2 separate regions of the Homo sapiens genome follow, and region 1 is linked to region 2. The links are chromatin loops, found by intact Hi-C in ENCODE. Cell type or tissue: endothelial cell of umbilical vein. All regions are shown on one strand. Links, peaks and the distances in the headings refer to the core of each region. The heading gives the core; the rest is flanking DNA. Region 1 overlaps RBMS3 (RNA binding motif single stranded interacting protein 3). Region 2 overlaps RBMS3 (RNA binding motif single stranded interacting protein 3).

The links. Peaks named below come from ENCODE experiments on the same cell type or tissue, not always from the same donor. Only the 100,000 strongest peaks of a DNase experiment are listed, where the experiment ranks them.
Region 1: it touches region 2 in a loop (7-fold over the local background); 1 of 110 quality-filtered maps calls a loop at or near these places.

What each region holds. Positions count from the first base shown.
Region 1 is chr3:29,681,356-29,686,747 of GRCh38, reverse strand. The region is part of intron 4 of RBMS3 (RNA binding motif single stranded interacting protein 3); the gene reads right to left. Among named protein-coding and RNA genes, the nearest start is that of RBMS3-AS2, 41 kb to the right of the region's middle. In endothelial cell of umbilical vein, for the core only: no CTCF peak of the experiment used is centred there; a DNase peak (open chromatin) is centred at 2,957; H3K27ac peaks cover 1,821 bases.
Region 2 is chr3:29,600,046-29,605,437 of GRCh38, reverse strand. All of the region lies in intron 4 of RBMS3 (RNA binding motif single stranded interacting protein 3), which reads right to left. Among named protein-coding and RNA genes, the nearest start is that of RBMS3-AS2, 40 kb to the left of the region's middle. In endothelial cell of umbilical vein, for the core only: no CTCF peak of the experiment used is centred there; a DNase peak (open chromatin) is centred at 3,077; H3K27ac peaks cover 1,591 bases.

The DNA of each region.
Region 1 (5,392 bases), core at 299-5,298, 81 kb before region 2:
AAGCAATCATTGGTTCTTATATTTAATTAATTTCCTATTCTTTGTAATTATTTGTTTTTGAATTTTTTTTACAGACAGGGTTTTTCTGTGTGGTCCAGGATAGAGTGTGATCACAGCCCACTGTAATTTAGAACTCCTGCACTCAAGCAACCCTCTGGCTTCAGCGTCTCTAGTAGCTGGGACTAGTGGGGCATGCAATCACATCTGGCTTTTTAATTTTATTTTTTACAGAGATGGGGTCTCTTATGATACCCAGGCTGGTCTTAAACTCCTGGCCTCAAGCAATTCTCCTATTTCATCTTCCCCAAAATGTTGGAATTACAGGCATGAGCCACCATGCCCGGCCTATTTTTTGTTTAAAATATCAGAACTGTCCATGATATGCTATCAAACAATGAATATACACCAAGCCCTTCAGAGACACAGTAAGCCTAAAAAGATCTAATAAAATAATTTTGAAATGGGGGGACTCAAGAAGACCATATTTTTACTGAGAGACATACAAGTAATTTTATTAGAATGTACTGATTAGAGTAATAGAGATATGGTTAAGATGAAGCAAATGAAAACTCAAGGGAAAAGAACTGTTAGCCTACGTTGGCCAGAGAGTCTTGGTATAGAAGCCCTCCTGAATATGTCCTAAAGGCTAGTTGGTACCCACCTTTTAGGCCACCTGTCTAAGGTCAAAAGTGCTTACCATAGTAAAGTGCTTGCCTCCATCTCCAGTAATGAAGATCCAGAGAGGGAAAGCGATGTTGTTACACAACTTTAATTTGGGCCCACTTTGGAAGACTTGTTGGTAAATATGGGAAAACTAACGTTAGAAGTCTTCCTGATTCACCCAGCTGCCAGGCACAGTGATGGTGGTGGCAGCAGTGGTGCAGAAGGTGTGGGGAGAGGTGGGACTAACTGTGACGGAACGTGCATATAAATGACTGGCAGGCAAGGTACTGAAGTTCTTACCAAAGTGATGATGCAGGGATGTCCTAGATATGTCCTAAAAGACTGCATTTCAAGCTCTCAAACAAATATTACATTTTCCTGCTTATTTATGCCTATTTGTTCCAGGTCGAGTCGCACAGTTCCTGCCTATTGTTTAAGCAAGTGATTTCTTTCTAATAAGTATATACCTCTTTGTGTATCTACTTTTCTGCTCTTATCCACACCTGAGGGAAGGAGGAAACCGGAACTTGTTTTGCACCAAGTAATGGCTAAAGAACTGATGTTCTTCCCTTTTTTAGAGGATGGAATGGACTCCCATGGGACAAAAAAAGGTAGAATAGAGCTTAAATAGCAACTTGAGTATCACATCAAATATACAAATGAAAAAACAGAGAAACTAATACAGAACGTATTAAAACTCCCTCTATAAAAAAAATGTTTACCGGGCTGGGCGCTGCAGCTCGCGCCTGTAATGCCAGCACTTTGGGAGGTCGAGGCGGGCGGATCACGAGGTCAGGAGATGGAGACCATCCTGGCTAACATGGTGAAACCCCATCTCTACTAAAAATACAAAAAAAAATTAGCTGGGCGTGGTGGCGGGCGCCTGTAGTCCCAGCTACTCGGGAGGCTGAGGCAGGAGAATGGTGTGAACCCGGGAGGCGGAGCTTGCAGTGAGCCGAGATCGCGCCACTGCACTCCCGCCTGGGTGACAGAGCAAGACTCCGTCTCAAAACAAAACAAAACAAAACAAAGCAAAACAAAAAAATTGTTTACCGGAAACTGTTTTACCCCTGAAAAATATAAAACTTATACTTACACACATACACACATAGTAACAGGAAAATTAAAATCTAAAAAAAGAAACAATAAAACATGCAACATAAACCAAACAGAATTCTGTTTGTGTTCATCAATAAACATACTAAAGGGAAAAAATGTTATCCTTTTCTGTACACAAAGACCATCCTCTTTAGCTCAGTGTATGTGTCTGTGTGTGTGTGTGTGTGTGTGTGTGTGTGTGTGTGTACATAACAAACCTTACATTTTACCTGTTTGAATTTTGTGACATTCAAATTCTGGATAATATGCAATGTTAAAAAATTGGTTTCTGATGGCAAAATAAATAGAAGGGATCAATCATATGTGAAAAGTAAAATTATATCCAAGGACTTATAAGGAAAATTTTTATGTCTATCTATCAAACAATCAGAAAACTAACAAAACAATGCTTTCAGGGAAAAAAACTATTCATTCCATAACTCCCTAAATAAAATTCCATATACAGTTGAATAAGTCCACTAGAGGTTATTTTTTTACCACCACAGTTGGTTTTAATTGATTCCATAAATGATACAGCCATGTGGTAAAACTTCTTATCATATAGATAGGTACATAAAGAAATACACCTTTCCAGAACTGTGTGTTTTTGAAAATCCCACTTATTTTAAAACATTAAAGTCTGTTATAATATGACATTTTATGTTTTTCAGAGTGTCCACAAATAATAAAGACATCAAAAGTAAAAATTTAAATACAGTGACTCTTGTCTTCCTAAAAGTAGGGACTGTGTTTATTTTATTTTTGAATTTTAGTTGATAGGCCTCCCAGTACAACACCATAACTATTAAAATTACTGTTTAGGGTATTATTAATTATATCTCCTGAATGCATTGAGAAAATTCTTTGTAATGCAATAGTCAAAAGAGAAAATGAACTGTACTTATAACATATTGGTGTGAATAATTAATTGGTTTCTCACAAGAATATCCTCTGTGGCTTCTTTTGTTTATTATACTAGTCACACCTTTCCTGGACCAAGCAATTCTATTCTTAAAGAGCTACATAAATCTAGACAGGAAAAAAGATCCTAAATATATGATTGACACCAAAACCAGCAAGCCAGCAGCTCTGGGGATAGTCATTTTACAAAACTGCTTAGTCATTCCTGTCCAGCCCTGTAATGCCCAAGTGTCAGCTGCTGAGAAACCATATCATGAAAAGTTAATTTGGCTCTTAAAGATAACATGCTTTTAAAAAGTGATAAGAAAGAAAAGTTGAGCTGGGTTCAGACAGACTGTCTCTGTTCCCAAGTTCCGAAAATGCACTCCCAGAAATATTTTCTGTCGCCTTATCAGCAGCAACATTCCTTAGCAATCCTGATTAAATAAAATGTTTCTTCCTTCAAGGAGGTGGTGTGTTTGTGTGTGTGTGTGTCTGTGTCCCTATATATTTCTAGCCAGGAGTTAGCATGAGACTGGGTAGAAAGCCAGTGTTATAGGCATGTCTCCTTAAACTTCACACTTTCCTAAAGTTGTTTTTTCTCTTTGCCTTCATCTGAGTCCTCTCTTCCCTCCTCCCCTTTATTCCCCACTGCTATTGTTCAATTTGGCAGCACATTTATGGATGCAATCTTTATGAGACCTGCTATGTGAAATAAACTCACACTCTATTCTCGGCATCCTCCCTTCTCTTGTCTATCCCCCTTGGAAAATGTGATAACCTGTGTTTTTGAAAATACTACTGTCTTGTGTGTACATTTGCTTTGAAAATTGAGTCATTGAAAATGATCTTGAGCAAAGCAACTCACACCTGGGGAACACTGCAGTGAAGAGAAAGATCACATGGAGGCTATGAGGAACCAAACAAATGGTCTTGACATCTGCTGAAGTGTTATGTAGGAAGCCGGGTAGTAAAAAATGAAAGCAAAGCTTGATTTTTCACCCCACCATTCTGCCCCCGACACACTAAGAATAATCTTGACTGACCCAGTATCTATTTGCCTCTCTGAGAAAAGCAGTGAAGTTGAACTGGACATTATTATCCCACAGTAACAGTGATCCAAATACTTAAACACTTAGAATTGTACACTTTGCATAGGAAGAGTAATTCCTAGAGTATATCAGCTTTAAGGCAAATGGTGACACGTTTGCATTCTTAGAATGATAGAATATGCTAGTTTCTGCCAATCTATCTCCTTCTCTCTCTCTCTTTCCTACTTTGTGTATCCAAACCCTACTTGGACAGCCTTTTTGTGAATAGCACTGTTGCAGAGAAACATTAGCTGTTTTAATAGGACACAAAAATGAACCAGAATAGAAATGTTATAGAGTGGTACTCTGTGCCCTTCTGGCCCTTTCAGTTGCCAGGTGCAGCAGTTCGCTCCCCAAACCTACAATGGGAAAGGAATGCCACCCACTCCCTTGCTTTCCAGTTTCAACTCCTGCCTGTGGCAAAAACTGTAAGAAATCTTGGTACTCTTCCACTAAGTATAGACAGGATCCTTCCTAACACAGCACCCCAAGCAGCCAAAAATCATTATCAATGAATCAGAGCTTGTTTAAAAACTAGCATCTAGCCGGGCATGGTGGTTCATGCCTGTCATCCCCGCACTTTGGGAGGCCAAGGCCGGCGGATCATGAGGTCAGGAGACGGAGACCATCCTGGCCAACATGGTGAAACCCGTCTCTACTAAAACAAACAAACAAACAAAAAATTACCTGGACATGGTGGCGTGTGCCTGTAATCCCAGCTACTCAGGAGGCTGAGGCAAGAGAACCACTTGAACCAGGGAGTAGGAGGTTACAGTGAGCCAAGATGGCACCATTGCGCTCCAGCCTGGCATCAGAGCGAGACTCCGACTCAAAACAAACAAACAAACAAACATCTAATTGCCTTCCTGCATCAAGCCATCCTTTCGTAAGATTGGTGAGCACAAAGAAAGTTGTGGATCCATTGAGATGCTATCTCACACCAGTCAGAATGGCTGTTATTAACAAGTCAAAAAATGACAGATGCTGGTGAGGTTGTAGATAAAAAGGAATGCTTTTAAATTGTTGGTGGAAGTGCAAATTTTAGTTCAACCATTGTGGAAGACAGTATGGTGGTTCCTCAAAGACCTAGAGGCAGAAGTACCATTTGCCCAGCAATTTCATTACTGGGTATATACCCAAAGAAATATAAATCATTTTATTATAAAGATACATGCATGCATGTGTTCATTGCAGCACTATTCTCAACAGCAAAGACATGGAATCAACCCAAATGCCCATCAATGATAGACTGGATAAAGAAAATGTGGTACATATACACCATGGAATACTATGCAACCATAAAAAGGAAGAAGATCATGTCCTTTGCAGGGACATGGATGGGGTTGAAAGCCATTATCCTCAGCAAACTAACGCGGGAACAGAAAACCAAACACTGTGTGTTCTCACTTACAAGTGGGAGCTGAATGATTGAACACATGGACACATGGAAGGGGGAACAATACACACTGGGGCCTGTCTGGGGGGATTGTGTGGGGGATGGAGAGCATAAGGAAGACTAGCTAATGGATGCTGGGCTTAATACTTGGGTGATGGGATAATATGTGATCCAAACCACCAGAGCACACATTTACCTACGTAACAAACCTGCACATGCTGCACATGTACCCATTAACTTAAAA
Region 2 (5,392 bases), core at 283-5,282:
TAAATTTACTTCATTTAAAATTCTGGAAAACTCAAAGGAATTTCCATAGTATTATTCAATATGATTCTATATATTGAAATGTACAACATTTCATGAGGAATTGCCTTTGTTAACAGCGTATACAACCTTCTGCTGGTGCATTGACCTTTTTACTAGCCAGTCAATGCCTATAATACCTAAACAATCGTAAAATGTTTCATTTTTTCTTCAGTTTAAGAATTTTTAGTCTGCACAGTGGCTTCCTTTAATCCATAACTTGTTTTCAGATTGTATTTCAAAGGAGGAAAAGCAAAGGAGGATAAACAATTTACAAAAATATAAGGAGAATATAAATATTATGCTTGAAATATACAAAGAAGGAATGGAACCATAATATTCAATGCAAGTTACAAAACAAGCTATGAGAAAGTTGTAGTGTATGAATAAAGAAAAGAAAGTCATTATAAGATTTATTTTTGCTTTATTTTGGAGGAGGATGTCAACATATCCAATATGCCAAAAGATATCTCAAAGCACCTAAGGTTTAATTGCTATCATGCTCTAACCCCATTAAAAAGATATGCTGGTAGACAAATGCCAACCAAATTTCCACTCTTCTAGTAGTCTATCCCTGGAGGAAAACTAATGATCACTAACTGCTAAGATCTACTGAGTGATAGATATTAAAAACTAAAGGAACAGAGCTGTTTCCTGAAAGAAAAATTGAACATCCATTGCAAATTATCCAGAAGCATAATCATATATGGTTTCCAACTCTAATTGAAGGAATTTTTAGTGATCAAAAATTTAATATCTGAGCTCATTTGCAGGTACTGTAGCATGATATCTATTTTAGTCAGTTGGATTCTTCTTTCCCACGACATTTAGTTGCCTAGCCTCTGAAGGAGAATTAACTTGCTTTGAGACATTCAATAAAAATCCGAGAGCCCACCATGTGCAGAACTCTATAGGAAGGATGATGAGGCACCAGGCCTGGATTCTGCCTCCAAAAGGAATAGCATCCAAGGACTAAACTTAAAAAATAGAAGTGTCACAAAGGCTTAAGGTTGGACTATGATAGAAGTTTAAAAGAAAGGAGGTACAATAAACTACAAATGTTAGTATGACATGTCATTAAAGATATTAAAAATGGTGTTTCCAATAAGTAATCATATAGTTTCTTGTCACTTATAAGATGAAATATTATACACTCACAATTATATTGCTAGTTACAATATGTAAAAAATAATTATGGAGAGCAAGAAAATTAAGATTGATTTTTTAAAATGCAATGGCAAAACCACAATGATCTGGTTTTATTATTCCAAAATAGCGTTTCTCAACCTTGACATTATTGATATTTTAGACCGAATAATTCTTTATTGTAGCAAAAATGAGACACTATTTAATGCATTGCAGTATGATTAGCAGCATCCTGGCTTCTACCCACCGAACAGATGCCAGTAGCAACTTGTGCCCTAGTTGTGACCACCATAAATGTTTATAGATGTTGCAGTTGAGAACCAGGGCTCTAAAGCAACTTGTGCCCTAATTGTGACCACTACAAATGTTTATAGATATTGTAGTTGAGAACCAGGGCTCTAAAGCAGTGGTTCAGGTGTTAGCTTCAGTATTAACATAGTGGCCAGTTGAATGTACACCTCTAGGTAGCTCTTTACCATGGGTAATAATTACCTACTTACTTATCTGCACTTTCCTATAAACCATAAGTTTCCTCAGGTCTGGAATTGTATCTTACTTGTTATTGGTTTTCTATACACTAAGCAGTCTATGCATATGCTTTATGCTGAATGAATCAATAAAGGAAGCTAGAAAGAAAGGAAACAAAAGAGGGAGGTAGCTGAACTGACCAATGAAGTGTGGAGGGGCTCTGGCATGCATCATATAGTGTCAGTGGATGCCAATATTAATTTTCCTCTCAGTCAAGAGAACCACAAATGTCTCCAAACATTGCCAAATGTCCTCTATGGTGGGCAAAATGCCTCTAGTTGAGAACCAGTGTTCTAAAAGATTGCACAGATAAGGTTTCAACCTTGTTATAAAAGGAAATATGAATTTTGCAGTACTTTCTTTCTTTGTCCTACTCAATTAAAAAGAAAGAGCTCTAATACATTAATGGTTTTGGAGTTAGACATGAGATAGGATATTGACATCCAGTTGGCTGTATGATTTTAATAAATTAGGCTCTTTGAGCTTTAATTATTTCATTTGTAAAACTGGGACATTAACGACTACCACATGGAGTTATTTCATTCAACAAGTATTATTACTTGCTACTTGCTGGATAGGCACTGTGGTTGGTTCAGAAGATATACAGTGGGAGTGGTAACAGTTATGATCTTTGCATTTATATTTTATACTCTAGTCTGGAAAAGCAACAGTAATCCAATAGTCTCCCGTACAAAATTTAAATTACAAATTGTCACATAAACCCTATGATAATGAAGAAGGTTCTATGAGAACAGATAAAAAGGGGAACGTGACCTAGAATTGGGTGTCAGTAAGATTTTCCCAAGGAACTGCCACTTGACCTTGGGCCTGAGGGAGACAACATGTGAAAGCACAAGGCTGTCCTGATATCTGGATACTCTGTAGAAAATCAATGAATGCAAGCAATAGGTTATAATCATCACTGTCCCTAACAAAATTAACAGATAGGAATAAGATGTTAAGCAAAGTGACATTGTATTTAATGTCTTTACCATAACAAAAAGGTATGCATAATTCATTTTATAGAATTCTGAACTAAGATAATAGTTGTAAGAAAATTGTGATACTAATAATGTTGACGCAAAAAAAATCAGTTCTTTTGGAGTATAGAATGTTGGTGCCTTTAACATCTTTACTTTCTGGATATACAATTTCCCATTGTATTTTGCATTATGGTTACATTCTTCAACTAGGGAACAACAAGGATTAGCACATAGTCCAGTTAATAAAACCCAACTATTCCACTGTGCTAACAGTCCCTATGAGAACTCCAGCCATCAGTTAAACAAATCATTTGGCTGGGATTGGAGCATTTACCATATGCACAAGTTACTAATTTCCTGGACGTTATCAGCCATTAGCTGGTTTCCTGTGTCCCAGCAAATGCTGAGGTGAGAGCCTTGATTGCCAAGACTGAACGTTTCAGACATGGGTCCATGGACCATTTCCTCCATCTAAGATATAATAACACTCTATATTTGTAATTCTTCTGTCAAATGCATGTGGAAAATGGCCAGAAAGTTCAAGTGAAGGAAAATGTGTAAAAAAGAAAAACTAACTTGTGTCAGTGTACCGTGCAATTATGCTGGCAAAACTCTATTAAAATTTGGAGGACTCAGTTGCCCGCAGCAAGAGGAGTATGAAACAGAACTAATCACCAGGAAACTCCCACACAGCATTAAGGGATTTATTTAGAGATCAGACTGTGTCCAAATGAATGACAATTGTCATTTTCTTCATTTCTAATCTACAAATGCTGCTTTCTGGCTAATCAGAGTTCCCAAGGTGGGGAAGGAATACATATGGTCCCTCTTAACTCTACTCAAGACCTCACAGCCTATGCTCACTCATAAGCAAATGTCACCACTGTCTCCTCTTCTGTTTTATCTTGGTGACTTCAAGGCATAAATTAAAAAGTACATCATCAAACAAAAAAGACTGAGAGTCTGAATTAAATACTTAAGTGACCAGAGCATTTTGTCCCTCACAGTATTCTAATTAATGGTTTATTTAATGTGCAAGATAGTGTGACAACTTTGTTTACAATTAGAAATTATTTGCACAGTGAAACATTAGAACAGTAAAATAGGAGGGTAGTCTGTTTTTTAATACTCGAGGATTATTGGCAATATTTTATTAAGGCAAACACAAGTCCTTTAATTTTTAGAATGCATAGTGTTCATCATTTGACCTTGGCATATCACTTCATCATACTGAGTATTTCTTTATGCTCTCTTCCAGCCCAAAAGTCTGTCTCTATATGGAGACCATTTGAAAAGTTTCAAACCTTTATAAGTAATGTTATTCATTATCTTAGACATCCTTTAGAACCTAACAGCTTACTAAATAGAGTAGGAGGGCCCCCCAATTTCATAATTTCGAAGATGACATATACACTTTTATTACTTAGATTCAGCATAAAGAATTATATGAATTTCATAGTTTCTGTGATGGTTATTAGCAAACATCACAATTACATTTCCTAAATAATATGTGCTCAAGAAACATAGCATTGTGTAAATAATTTTCATATATTTATATGTACTTATATATTTATACATCTTTATTATGTAAAATAAGTAATAAATATATATTGTATGTTATGCTATTTTATTAGGATGAACTCAATTGTCACAATCAGTACCTAATTAAAGAGGCTGATTTGCCTCAGCATTTGATCAACAGGGTTCCATCACTGTTCATGCTCTGACAATCCATTAACCAGTACATGCTATGTGACAGGTTTGGTTTCTGAATAATCAGCTAGGTAACTTTTTATAGATCACATTTATTATCTTTTTTATTATGATATTGTCATTTTTACATTACATAGTGACCAATGTTCATTCTAGAGAGGTGGAAAACACAGATATGATTATTGAAGAAAAAAATGACCCCACTTCCCTACCTACAGAATTTTAGTATGACTTTTACTATGACCATTTTTCCCTAAGATTGAATATGCTTTCAAAAAATGCTATTTAAGTGGCAGCAGTTGATGGCTTTGCCATAATTTTCAAGCTACTACACTGCAGAGACTTTGTCGAGCAGGATTATTTTTGGCTACTTTATGTTGCTCAAATTTTTACCATTTACAACTCATGCTACAACTGAGTGTGATCTGTGTCTTAGTCAGTTTTGTGTTGCTTAAAAGAAATACGTGAGGCTGCATAACTTATATTTTTAAAAAAGAGGCTTATTTAGCTAATGACCCTGCTGGCTGGAAGACTGGGCATCTGGTGAGATCCTCAGGTTGCCTCCACTCAAGACAGAAAGCAAAGGGAAGCCAGACTGTGCAAAGATAACACGGCAAGAGAGAAGGTCAAAGTGGCAGGCTTTTTTTAATAGCCAACTTTTGTGGGAACTAATAGAGCAAGATCTCATTTATTACTGTTAGGAGAGCACCAAGCCATTCATGAGGGATCTACCTTTATGACCCAAACACCTCCAACTAGGCCCCAGCTCCAACACGGGGATCGAATTTCAGCATGAGGTTTGAAGGGACAAACGTGCAAATATTGGCATTCTGCACCTTTGATTTTAAGGTGGGTTTCTAGAAGGAAATTAACAGCTCAAACACTAAAAATAATTTTCAGAAAAGTCAAACCAATTCACATTTCCACAACAATTCGTAACTTTATCAAAATATCATTACTCTATTTGTTTTAACTAGTGTACATTT